2 separate regions of the Mus musculus genome follow, and region 2 is linked to region 1. The links are chromatin contacts, found by Hi-C or POLR2A ChIA-PET in ENCODE. All regions are on one chromosome and are shown on one strand. Each heading gives the region's core, a stretch centred on a gene start or an enhancer-like site at or near the end of the contact. The rest is flanking DNA. Distances are from core to core; before and after follow the strand shown. Region 1 holds the start of Cxcl15 (chemokine (C-X-C motif) ligand 15). Region 2 holds the start of Cxcl2 (chemokine (C-X-C motif) ligand 2).

Region 1 (5,981 bases), core at 1,574-4,073:
ACATTATGATTTAGTAATAAATTACAGTTATGAAGTAGAGACAAAAATAATTTCATGGGGTTCACCACAATATGAACTATTTTGAAGGGTCACAGCACTAGGAAGGTTGAGAACCACTGACCTAGAAAGATGTGGGAGGCTTTAGCAAGGAGCTGAATTCTACCAGCAGCCTGAGTTGAAAGCAGAGCCCTTCTGAGAACCTCTAGGCAAGCTTTCAGCCTAGTTGGTATCTTTCATAAAACAATGAGCAGGCATGTCTATCTGTGGCTTGGCTCTGGCCTGGATGATAAACTCAGGACAGCTCCAGTGCCTTTTTATGTGCTTTCCTCTTCTCTTCTTCCACTTTCTCTCCCCAATCAGCAAAGAAGCTACCCCAGTCACTCAGCAGGCTGAACTACAGAATGTAGAGCAATAACCACATTTATTTTATAGTCTATTATGGTAATTTGCTACCTAGCAATGAAAAACTGAGTCACACACATTTAGACAGACATATAGGTAGGTAGATAGATACATCCATCCATCCATACATACACATGTATATACATACATACATACATACATACATACATGGATGAATGCATACATACATACATGTATAGAACAAAAGTTATAACTGAAGAGTGAAGGAATTTTGTACAGTCTGTAAGGTCTGAAATTGCCCCTGAAAAATTTCCCTAGAGTCATTAGGCTATATTGTATGTGCTGGTACACCCAAGTGTATAATGCAGAGATTCCTTTTTTTCATAAAGTAAAAGTAACTTTTACTGTAACAGCTTCATTGTAACATTCAACATAGCCAATATACAAAAGGAAACAAATTTTCACTTGCAGGCCCTTTGCAGAAGCGATTATCCCATTGTCTGTAAATTCTGGGCCATGGGAAGTCACTGATAAGTGTGTAATGATATTTATTTTTGGAATAAACTGACTCAAAAGTTAAAAAAATATTGAAATTATAATTAGTAATATTGTTTTTGTAAGATCTAAATTTAATGCATCTAACATTACAGCAACAGTATACATAGGAATGTATTAATCAAACCTATCAAAATTTTAAAACTATACCAAGAACCTATAAAGGTATAATATAATCTTTCATGAATATATGTGTGTGTGTGTATCATTCATTGATGTAAGTGTACACATACATACATACATACACACATACATACACATACATACACACATACATACACATACATACATACACGCATACATACACACATACATACACATACATACACTCATACATACACACATACATACACACATACACACATACATACACACATACATACATACATACATACACACATACACACATACATACACACATACATACACATACATACACACATACATACATACACATACACACATACATACACATATATACATACATACACATACATACATACATACATTGATGATCCCCTTTTCTTATATTCTTGCCCATAGCTGTGTATCTTTGCTTTCTGAGTAATCATTGACTTCAAAGTTCGCTTTTCTCAGCAGAGTTTATGAAATCAACTGTCTCCTCTGCTAAGGAGCTTTCTTTGATTAGTGGTTTGGTTTGGTTTGGTTTGGTTTGGTTTGGTTTGGTTTGGTTTGTTTGTTTGTTTGTTTTTCTGGAAAGACTGCATGCCAGTTTTAGAAATGAGAGCGAGCACAACTACTAGGTAATAGTTTTCCCATACTTGTCCAGAGCCACAGCCTTCTGTCTCTTTATGTAGCACCGTGCTTCTTACTCAACCTCCCTAATGCTGCAACTCCTCAATACAGTTCCTCATGTTGTGCTCCCCCCCAACCATGAAATATTTTCAGTGCTACCTTACAACTGTAATGTTGCTACTGTTATGAATCATAATGTTAACATCTATATTTTCTGATAGCTTCAGGAAACCCCTATGAAAGGATTATACAACCTACAGGTTGAGAATCACTGAAACACATTCTGAAAGAAGATGCCAACCAGAAAACTTTCATGCAAGAGTCTCCACCTTCCTCCATGCCTTTACTACTTACATCACTTCCTTTCTGTTGCAGTAAATGGTCTCGAATATCACCATTATATTTTTAATGAGTTTGAGAGGAATGAATTCAGAGTGTTCCTGAATACACAGACATCGTAGCTCTTGAGTGTCACAGGGACGGACTGTAGGGGAAAGAGTAGAGAGTCTCTCATGAAGAGCAAGTCCCTAGTGCTCAAGTCTTTACTTTGACTTAGGAGCCAATACAGCAGGGCACACAAGACTAACACAGAGTGTATGATCTTAAGGCAAAGAAACACTTTTTAAGCTCCTACTGTGTTTGAGAAAACTGCAAATAAAGTAGGCAACTAGCACCTTGCTTAAAGTTACAGCCAGTAACTAATTGGTAAAGCACTTACGCCTTCATGATTATGTGTAAATTTTATCAGTTGAAAAGTAAGAATTTCGATCAGTTTAATACTCTAAGTCTGTTGGTAATAATTCTTTTACTCTCAGATCTAAAAAGAAAACCATAGATTCTTATAGTCAGCTGGTCCTAATAAGTCAAGTGGAGGGTTTCACTTAACTCACGAAGACTTTCCGTAAACTTAACAAACTAAATGCTTTCCTGCTCAGGCTTTAATTTAGCCATTTCTATAGTTTGATTAATGGCCCAAACCACCTCATTCTATTTGAAATGTCTTCTGGGTTTTCCCAGTACCTAGATAGAAAAGAAAAATTCCCCGTTAGCTTACCGAAGATGCCTAGGTTAAGGACAGCCAGCAGGAGCATGGACCAGCCTTGAGCAGCCATGTCCGTCTGTGGCCTGACTCTGGTCTGGATGGTAAAACCAGCAAGGCCACAGGGCTTCTTTATATGCTCCCAGCAGCCCCGGAGATTTTCTTTCTCTTCTTCCACTCTCCCCACTGAAGAAGGAAAAGTGGCATGCTTGCCACTTCACAAGCCCAGAAGGAGGCTGGGCTTAGCTTTGAAGCTTTGTTTAATTAAGAAGTTGAGAGCAGGTTGAGATGAACTCGAGGCATATGGATAAGAATCTCTTTTTTGTTGGAGCTGAAACTGTGTAAATATAAGGGGCCCTTGTTGTTGTCGTTGATGAATGGGGCCACGAGAACATAATTTTAACAAAACCCTGCTTTGGGCAAAGAAGGGAACTAACATACTTTCCTAGAGCAAATATTTGCTTTTGGCTCTTGTACATATTACTATGGCCCTGCTTGAAGTTTTAATAGAATTTTACTGTGGTGAAATCATGTTATAGCACCAACTACAGAAGAAATGGAGTCCAGACTGACACAACCTACTAAGAGTTATCCTATCAAGAATAGAAGACTACAGCTATTTGGGACTTAGTGTGTATAAGCTTCCTTGGGTTTTAAGATTAATTAAGTAGCAAAAGACTATGAGATTTGCTCTCCTGGCTCTTAAGCAGATAACTGATCTTAATTATCTAAAATAAACTGTTCCTTGTTTTAGCACACACAGCAATAGCATAAGCTGTCACAGCCAGAGGCTAGGTGGCTTAAATGGCAGCAATGTTGTGACTTTTAGAGAATTCAAGTCCAAGACCAAGGTGTGGGCAAGGTTGTCCCTTTTCTGGTATTACAAGGGACAGAAATGTTCCAGGTATTTTTACTGAGTATACTCATACTTGTCCAGAGCCACAGCCTTCTGTCTCTTTATGTAGCACCGTGCTTCTTACTCAACCTCCCTAATGCTGCAACTCCTCAATACAGTTCCTCATGTTGTGCTCCCCCCAACCATGAAATATTTTCAGTGCTACCTTACAACTGTAATGTTGCTACTGTTATGAATCATAATGTTAACATCTATATTTTCTGATAGCTTCAGGAAACCCCTATGAAAGGATTATACAACCTACAGGTTGAGAATCACTGAAACACATTCTGAAAGAAGATGCCAACCAGAAAACTTTCATGCAAGAGTCTCCACCTTCCTCCATGCCTTTACTACTTACATCACTTCCTTTCTGTTGCAGTAAATGGTCTCGAATATCACCATTATATTTTTAATGAGTTTAAGAGGAATGAATTCAAAAACAATACACACACACACACACACACACACACACCAGCAGAAATCAAAATAAATAAACAAAGGACTAATAAAAGAAACCAAAAAAACCCAAACAAAATGGAGGTATAAGTCTACAAAACTACCATTGAGTTTGTTCTCTGTTGGCCAACTGCTCTAGGACATGGGACTTACCCTAAAGTATGATTAATATCCCTACTAAGACTCCATTACAGAAAACTGATAATGTTTTTTTGCTGTCAGTCTGTATCAATTGCAAATAGCTTCTTGGCTAGGGGTGGGAGCTCTTGTCAACTCTCTCCTCTCAGTGCTGGGACCCCCATCTGGCTTGAATCTCTGCAGGCTCTATGTGTGCTTCTACAGTCTCTGTGGGCTTATAGATGCACCAGTTCTGTTGTGTCAGGAAGACACTGTTTGCTTAGAGTCATCAGCCCTGGCTTTTACGATCTTTATGCCTCCTCTTCTATATAGATCCCTGAGCCTTGAAGGAAAGGCTTTCATGAAATCATCTTACTTGGGATGGAGTGCTTCAAAGTGTCTCACTCCCTGCACATTGTCCAGTTGTGGGTTTCTGTTTAGCTCCCACCTTTTGCAAGAAGAAATTTCTCTGATGAAGGATGAGCAAGGCACTATATGAGCACAGCAATATGTCATTGGAAGTTATTTTAATGCTATGTTTCTTTAACATAATAGTAGATTTTCTCCTAGGATCACGATTTGTCTAGTCTCAATGTACAGGCTGGATTCATGTGTCAACTTGAAACAGGCTGGAGTTGTTATCACAGAGAAAGGAGCTTCAGCTGAGGAAGTGCCTCCATGAGATCCAGCTGTGGGGCATTTTCTCAATTAGTGATCAAGGAGGGAGGGCACATTGTGGGTGGTGCCATTCCCTGGGCTGGTAGTCTTTGGTTCTATACGAAAACAAGCTGATCAAGATAGAGGAAGCAAGCGCCAGTAAGTAACATCCCTCCATGGCCTCTGCATCAGCTCCTGCTTCCTGACCTGCTTGAGTTCCAGTCCTGACTTCCTTTGGTGATCAACAGCAGTGTGGAAGTGTAAGCAGAATAAACCCTTTCCTCCCTACTTGCTTCTTGATCATGATGTTGTGCAGGAATGGAAACCCTAAGACACTCAGGTTCTTGCTCATTTTAGTAGTATTATGTGTGTCATGTATGGGTTCCATCTCACGGAGTGCGCCTTAAATTCAATCAGAAACTGGTTGGTTATTCCCTTAGCAGTGGTGCCACTATTCCACCAGTGTACCTTGCAGGTAGGGTTACTGTTCCAGGTGACAGGATTTGTAGCTGAAAGATATTGATGGTTACCTTTTTCCCCTAGTAGAGTGCAGAGCATCTTCCAGTACAGTGAATGCTAGTCAATAGGAGCGAAGCTTCTAGTTGGGTACCAGATCAATCTCCCTGTGTTCAGTTACCCATGTTAGTGTTGGCTTCAGCAATAGAACCTTACCATCTGTGAAGTGTAACCAATAGTCTGTGACACTTGGGGATTTCCATTGGGCCCATTGGTCCAACTACTCAACAAGATGGAACCCATTCCTGCCACTGGAGGCTTTGCTTGATGGCATAAGATATCTAGTTGGGACGTTGTCTTCCCCAATGCCCCAGTTTCTTCCCCAATGGAATCCATTTAGATTCCTTTCATATGTGTATGTATTTTAGGAAGTTTCTACAGTAGTAAGTTTCTATATGGTTGTTTGAATGGTCTTTAGTGTTAGTTGTTCTCTCCCCCATATTCTTCTCTCCTTTACCTTTCTCTTCCATCCCCCTCCCTATTTAAGCCCCCTACTGTGACGTCCCTTTTGTCTCTCCACTATATTATATAGCATCACAACGGCTGCCTGTTTAAAGACCACATCTCCAAATAAGCTTACATCCTGAAGTATCGGAGCTTAGGACTGCTGCAGATGAATTTTAA
Region 2 (5,981 bases), core at 2,462-4,961, 110 kb before region 1:
AACTCTTAATAAAGTCATGAACTTCTCTGGAGGGGGAACTATCAAATTTTATAGGAAATTGATATTTGCAGTTAATTTAAAAGAGTGATGTAATGAGAAGTGTGTGTGTGTGTGTGTGTGTGTGTGTGTGTGTGTGTGTAGGGCAGAAATCAATGAATGCCCAGTTTTAAGTGGGTGCAGGGAATCCAGAGACTCGGGTTCTCAGGCTTGTGTGGCACAAACTTTGCTGACTGAACTATCTCTCTATTTCTAGAGAAAGATTTTTTCCCCCTTTGAGAATAATCCCAAGTCTTAGCATGTTGCAATAGTCTTTCTTTTTATGTTCTTTCCTATAACCCTATCAATATATAATAAAATCCACCCTAAGTGTAGGCTGTCAGGGCAATGGAATTCAGAATATAGCAGTAATTTGTATTTGGTTACAGCTATATGATATTTCCATGTACCTAAAGTTTAATTACTAAAAATGAATTGTGAATTCCAATTCTGCTATCTTGTTAAAATGCCTCAGTTTTTTTCATATTTAACATACCTTTTCTGCATCAAGAAACCAAACTCTCTAAGTGGAAAAATTAATAGAATTGAGAAGATCATGTCTCTTGGTAGTCTCAAAGCTCAAAGTATCTCCTTTACCTTAGAAAGAAAATTTCCATTCAGTTTTATCTGAATAGATCAATTTAGTCTGGTACAAGTGATCTGACAGGGGGAAAGGGGGGGGGATGGAGTGGATTTTCTAACTAGGGAAGTTCAGGGAAATACACTCAAAACAATGAGGGGGTGGTAAAAGAACAGTACGGGTGTTTGAAACAGTATGGGGCCATTAGGAGTTGTACCAGACCATCAGGCAACCACTGACCTTCATGGTATACCTCAGCATATCAGCCAGGACGGGTCCCACTGAGTCACCTCTCTCTCTCTCTCTCTCTCTCTCTCTCTCTCTCTCTCTTCCTGCTCAGGTCTGGAGGGTATTCCCACAGCGTAGCTCTCCCTGCCTCATGTCAATCTTTACCTCTGCTCTGGAGTTTCCGTGTGTACCTGCCTGTCTGGGAAGCTTACATTAAAACTGACATGCTCAGAGAGCATTCAAACTTGGTGACATTAGAAAAGCACTGCATTTCGGGAAATTAAACCAACTCTCCCTGGAAGTTAGGAGAAACTCCTCATGGTGGTCCCTTACACTGACAAAGTGCTCCGTCTCTCATGTTTTCTAAGCTTTAATTTCATTGCACAGATTGACTTCTGAAGAAGGACCCTGCCACATTACTGCAGTTCCGAATCAACCTCAGTAGGAGGGAAAGCAAGACCTGTTTATAAACACACACACACACACACACACACACACACACACACACAAATAAATAAAAAGTTTAGGAAAAATAATTTAAATGAAAGCTTTAAAAACACTTTTTAAAAATTCCTCAGATTAGCAATGAACCTCAAGCTGTTCCTTGGGGGAAAGAATATGTTAGAGAGGGATTCTCTGACAGAAAAATCCTGCAGAGACTTTGAAAGGCATCAAGTGTGCCTTCTTGACAAAAACAAGGGAGACTCCAGCTAGTAGCTGTTGCTGCAGGAAACATGGTTTCTTAAGCATTCCTGACACCTTCAATACGATGGAAGAATAAAATATTGAGATATATAAAACAAACTTAAGCACGGGATTTTTTTTTTAACAGACGTTTTTATTTTTTGTTATTTGTAAAAATACATGAATAAATAAATGTGTCCACTTCAAGACACGAAAAGGCATGACAAAACAATTGCTAAGCAAGGCACTGTGCCTTACGAGGAAGACATAAAATGTCCAAGGGTTACTCACAACATTACATTGAAATCCAGCATCAAAAATGTTGTACATACAGTTTACAAACACTGAAACCTAAATAACAGCTGTTCTACTCTCCTCGGTGCTTACAAAAAAATGATGTGAACATGCACACTCCTTCCATGAAAGCCATCCGACTGCATCTATTTGTCCCCACCCCCACCCCTTATCCCCAGTCTCTTTCACTGTGTGGGTGGGATGTAGCTAGTTCCCAACTCACCCTCTCCCCAGAAACTAATGAATAAATAGGTTTAAAAATTTATCACCTTCCAACTATATAAGTTAAATAACTTTAATTGAACACATTAAACATTATTAAAATAAACTTTAACATATTAAAATGACCTTTTAAGATATTACAGTGAATTAGCGAATGCATATCTTTAAATATCAAAATAAACATAACAACATCTGGGCAATGGAATTAATAAATAAATAAATACATAGATAAATAAATAAGTGAACTCTCAGACAGCGAGGCACATCAGGTACGATCCAGGCTTCCCGGGTGCTGTTTGTTTTTTTCTTTCTCTTTGGTTCTTCCGTTGAGGGACAGCAGCCCAGGCTCCTCCTTTCCAGGTCAGTTAGCCTTGCCTCTGTGATGAGAAAATGGTTGCTGTTAGTGGGTATCTTAAAGGCGGGTTGCAGAGCCCCCTTCTTTTGACTTCATCCTGGACCTTGGTTTACTCTCCAAACGAAACCATCTCTAGCCTCCACAAGGGACCTGCTACCTATTGCTGGACTTTCCAGCAATAAACACTCTGGGCGCTTTGAAACTAGAATAGTAGAGCTGGCGTTACAATTGTACCAGCTTGAACCTTTCCAAATGATGTTAAGAGTAAAAATGTCAAGGCATGACTTCGCGTACGTTGTAAACAAGAACAATACCTATTGCTTTTTCACTGAACTCAGTCAGGATAAGAGCGAGAGCCTACACCTGAATTTCAAGCCTCTCACTGGAAACCCCAGCTCTTCTTCATCGGGAAGCCTTAGAGGCTCACCTTGACCAAAACCAAGAGTTAGACTTTACAGCCCACAGACATGGAAAGGGCAGGGGTAAAGTATTGAATCTTAATAGATAACAGGCTTTACACCAGCGCTAGTTGGTTCTATCTACTTAATTCTTAGGGACACACAGCGACCATCCATTAAGGAAGGACTTTTACGTGTGTAGATGAAAGGAGCTAGTCGTACCCTTCTATCAATTCAAACTGATGCTCACAGGACAAAGTTAACAATGAAAATAATAATTCAGGTTCCTGAACTGAAGTTAACCTTGATTTTCCCTGCTATAATTTTCAGAAATCGGGTGCCAGTCAGGTGTAAGCACAAATCGCGACTCACTTGTTCAGTATCTTTTGGATGATTTTCTGAACCAGGGGGGCTTCAGGGTCAAGGCAAACTTTTTGACCGCCCTTGAGAGTGGCTCTGCAGAGAGATGTGGGGATCATTATAAGGCACGAGGTTTCTTTAGGGTGAGCATGGGGCGGCAGGAGGGTCTGGGCAACTCTGGCCATGGCAGAGGCTATCCAGGGAGACACTCACATGACTTCTGTCTGGGCGCAGTGGGGTCCTGGGGGCGTCACACTCAAGCTCTGGATGTTCTTGAAGTCAACCCTTGGCAGGGTCTTCAGGCATTGACAGCGCAGTTCACTGGCCACAACAGCCCCTGTAGGAGAAGACACTGGGTCAGAAGGGCTGGGGATGGCTGCGCCCACCTGAGGCTTCCCCAGAAACATCAGCCTCGAATCCGAATCCCACCTGTAGCCTGGTGGTTGGTGGCCAGCAGCAGCAGCAGGACCAGTGCAGCACTGAGGAGCCGGCAGGTGGGAGGGGCCATGGCGCTAGGCTGAAGTGTGGCTGGAGTCTGGAGTGCCCGAGGAAGCTTGTTGGAGGCACTGAGGCGCAGTCTGGGGCTCTGAGGTCCCGAGAGCTCCTTTTATGCACGATGTCTGGAAAAGCCCGGGGACCAGGGAAATTCCCTGAGCTCAGGGTCCCCTCATCAGGAAGCACAGAGCCCCGCCCCTAAGCTGAGTGGGTTGGGGACACGCGCGCGTGAGCTGCCTGCCTCATTCTACTGCCCTGCCCTTCCACTATGGGACCCTGGGATGTCCTTCCCCAAATCCTCAAAAGGAAGGAAGTGATGTCTGCGCTGAAGTGACCACCTGCTAGAGGACAGTGGTTACTGAGCTATGTCATCAGTGGAGACCTAACAGTTTGGGGAACTTTAGTCATTAGGACTGAAGAAATTAAGGTGTGTGTGTGTTCAAGCGTGAACGCGCGGGGGATGGGGGATTGCTTCTCTATTAGTTACATACTCATAGATAGTACTAGATGAAGATTTATTTACGTCTGCGTAAGTACACCGTTGAAATTTAGTCATCTCAGGCTGTACACAAGAGTGCATTGTTCCTGCGGTGTACTGAGCACGAGTAAATCACATTTTGTGTCATATCCTTCTACCCGACTTGGGGCCGTGGGGGGGGGGGGGGGAGATGTGTCAAAAGCTTAATTCATGTTTAACCTAGGACAAAGTGTTGTAATCTCATATAACTTCCTCTGTGAAATTCTGGAACTTCCGAGGCTCTTCCAGTGTGCTGGTGAGCACCACATCAGCTGTAAGAGATTTTCATGAATTCAAGAAACAGAGACTTGGTGGTCTCTCGGCGGTCTCCAGCTGCAGGAGGCAAGGGCTCTCCTGGGGACAGTCTACTCGCCAGTCAGTGCTGACACCTAGAGGAGGTAGCGCCCTTCACATGTCCGCTTCACAACAAACGTGTACCTGTATCTGTGAAATATTTAGATGCCAGATTTCAATCTCTCTCTCTCTCTCTCTCTCTCTCTCTCTCTCTCTCTCTCTCTCTCTCTCTCTCTCTCTCTCCCTTTGTTATCGAGGCAAATCTAGCCCCCCCCACACACACACTGTATACATCCATTCTTGTCCCAGTGATTTGATTTCTCCACTAGAGGATCATATTGAGCTTTCACTGATTGTGACAAACTATTGTAGCCCTCAGTTCTAGCCTTTGTCTTTCACTAGCTCATTTTTCTCACCCTGGGTTTTATTTCTTGGTCATCTAGAACACAAGTTGTAGATAGTTGTGGGTCTGAGTGCAGCTCTCTGAGAGCCATGTGGTCGTTTTACAGAGAAGCGTGTGAGAGGCAGGAGGATATTCAAAGCTGCCAGAGAGGAAATGCTGTGCCACTAGATACTGGGACATAGACACCCACCTGTGACCAATGTGCTAGCTTCTTATCTTTGAAATGCACCCAAATAACTGTCTCAAAATGTTCAGATGAATAAATGTTAATGTTTCTAAAAACTCACTGTATAAATGCTAAGGTAAAAAAAAAAAAACACAAAAACAAAATTTGTTTTTGCCTCCATATTACTAAAACAAGACTCACCTAAGAGTTAAAGCCACACACTCACACACACAAACACAAATAATTCTTGAAAAGCAAAACAATTTCCTATTCGTTTTTGCCCCCCACCCCCACCCCTTAGGAGATAATTTGGAGCAGGGATTGATGGCAAACACATTTAACCCTAGCCCTCGGCAGATAGAGGCGCCCAGATCTCTGTGAGCTCCAGGCGATGGGGGCTGTATAACGAAACTCTGTCTCAGGGGGAAAAAAGAATTTAGATGAGTCTCTTACCTAATTTAATTGGTTTATCAACTAAAACTACAAAATCTGAATGAACATACTCATCTCAATTACTAGTAAAATTTATAAAGAATTAGATGTTTCCTGAGATAAGTGATTCTTAGGTTTAGGAGAATTGTGGGGTTTTATTTATTTATTTATTTATTTATTTAATGTTTGTATCTCATGGCTCAACTTTGGCTTTCCTAATGTTTAAAATCGGTGAAGTGGCAGAACATCTGGGTGTTGTACTCCCAGTAAGACTTTACATTTGTAGAATGAACGTGGTGTATTTAACACATATGTATGCTTTGTCCTCCCCCCCCCCCCCGCCCTCCCAAATTAATATACATCCTCTTCAGAACTGAAGCCGGTGGAAATTGGAGCTTCTAAGAGGCATTTTATTCATGGACATTTTATTCATGGGTTTTAACTGCCTAGATAAGGCTCACAGACTTCTGTGGATTTAATGTGACCACTTTATCAGGTTTTTAACTGAAATATTTGC

Evidence for each region. Hi-C counts contacts between places; a loop is a spot of excess contacts on that map. ChIA-PET counts read pairs that join two places held with the same protein, here RNA polymerase II (POLR2A).
Region 2: a map of Patski shows a loop between it and region 1 (2.2-fold over the local background). The contact joins the promoter of Cxcl2 here to the promoter of Cxcl15 in region 1. A Hi-C loop is called at or near these places in 9 of 37 maps with a recorded cell type or tissue (Patski, T-helper 17 cell, adrenal gland and 2 more). POLR2A ChIA-PET finds 5 or more read pairs at or near these places in 1 of 5 experiments (Patski).

What each region holds. Positions count from the first base shown.
Region 1 is chr5:90,791,376-90,797,356 of GRCm38, reverse strand. It overlaps Cxcl15 (chemokine (C-X-C motif) ligand 15), which reads right to left and starts at 2,823. Exons shown (of 4, transcript NM_011339.2): 1 at 2,729-2,823; 2 at 2,029-2,158. The coding sequence starts at 2,786.
Region 2 is chr5:90,901,629-90,907,609 of GRCm38, reverse strand. Cxcl2 (chemokine (C-X-C motif) ligand 2) reads right to left here and starts at 3,711. Exons shown (of 4, transcript NM_009140.2): 1 at 3,587-3,711; 2 at 3,371-3,494; 3 at 3,170-3,253; 4 at 1,672-2,421. The coding sequence starts at 3,665. The coding sequence ends at 2,406.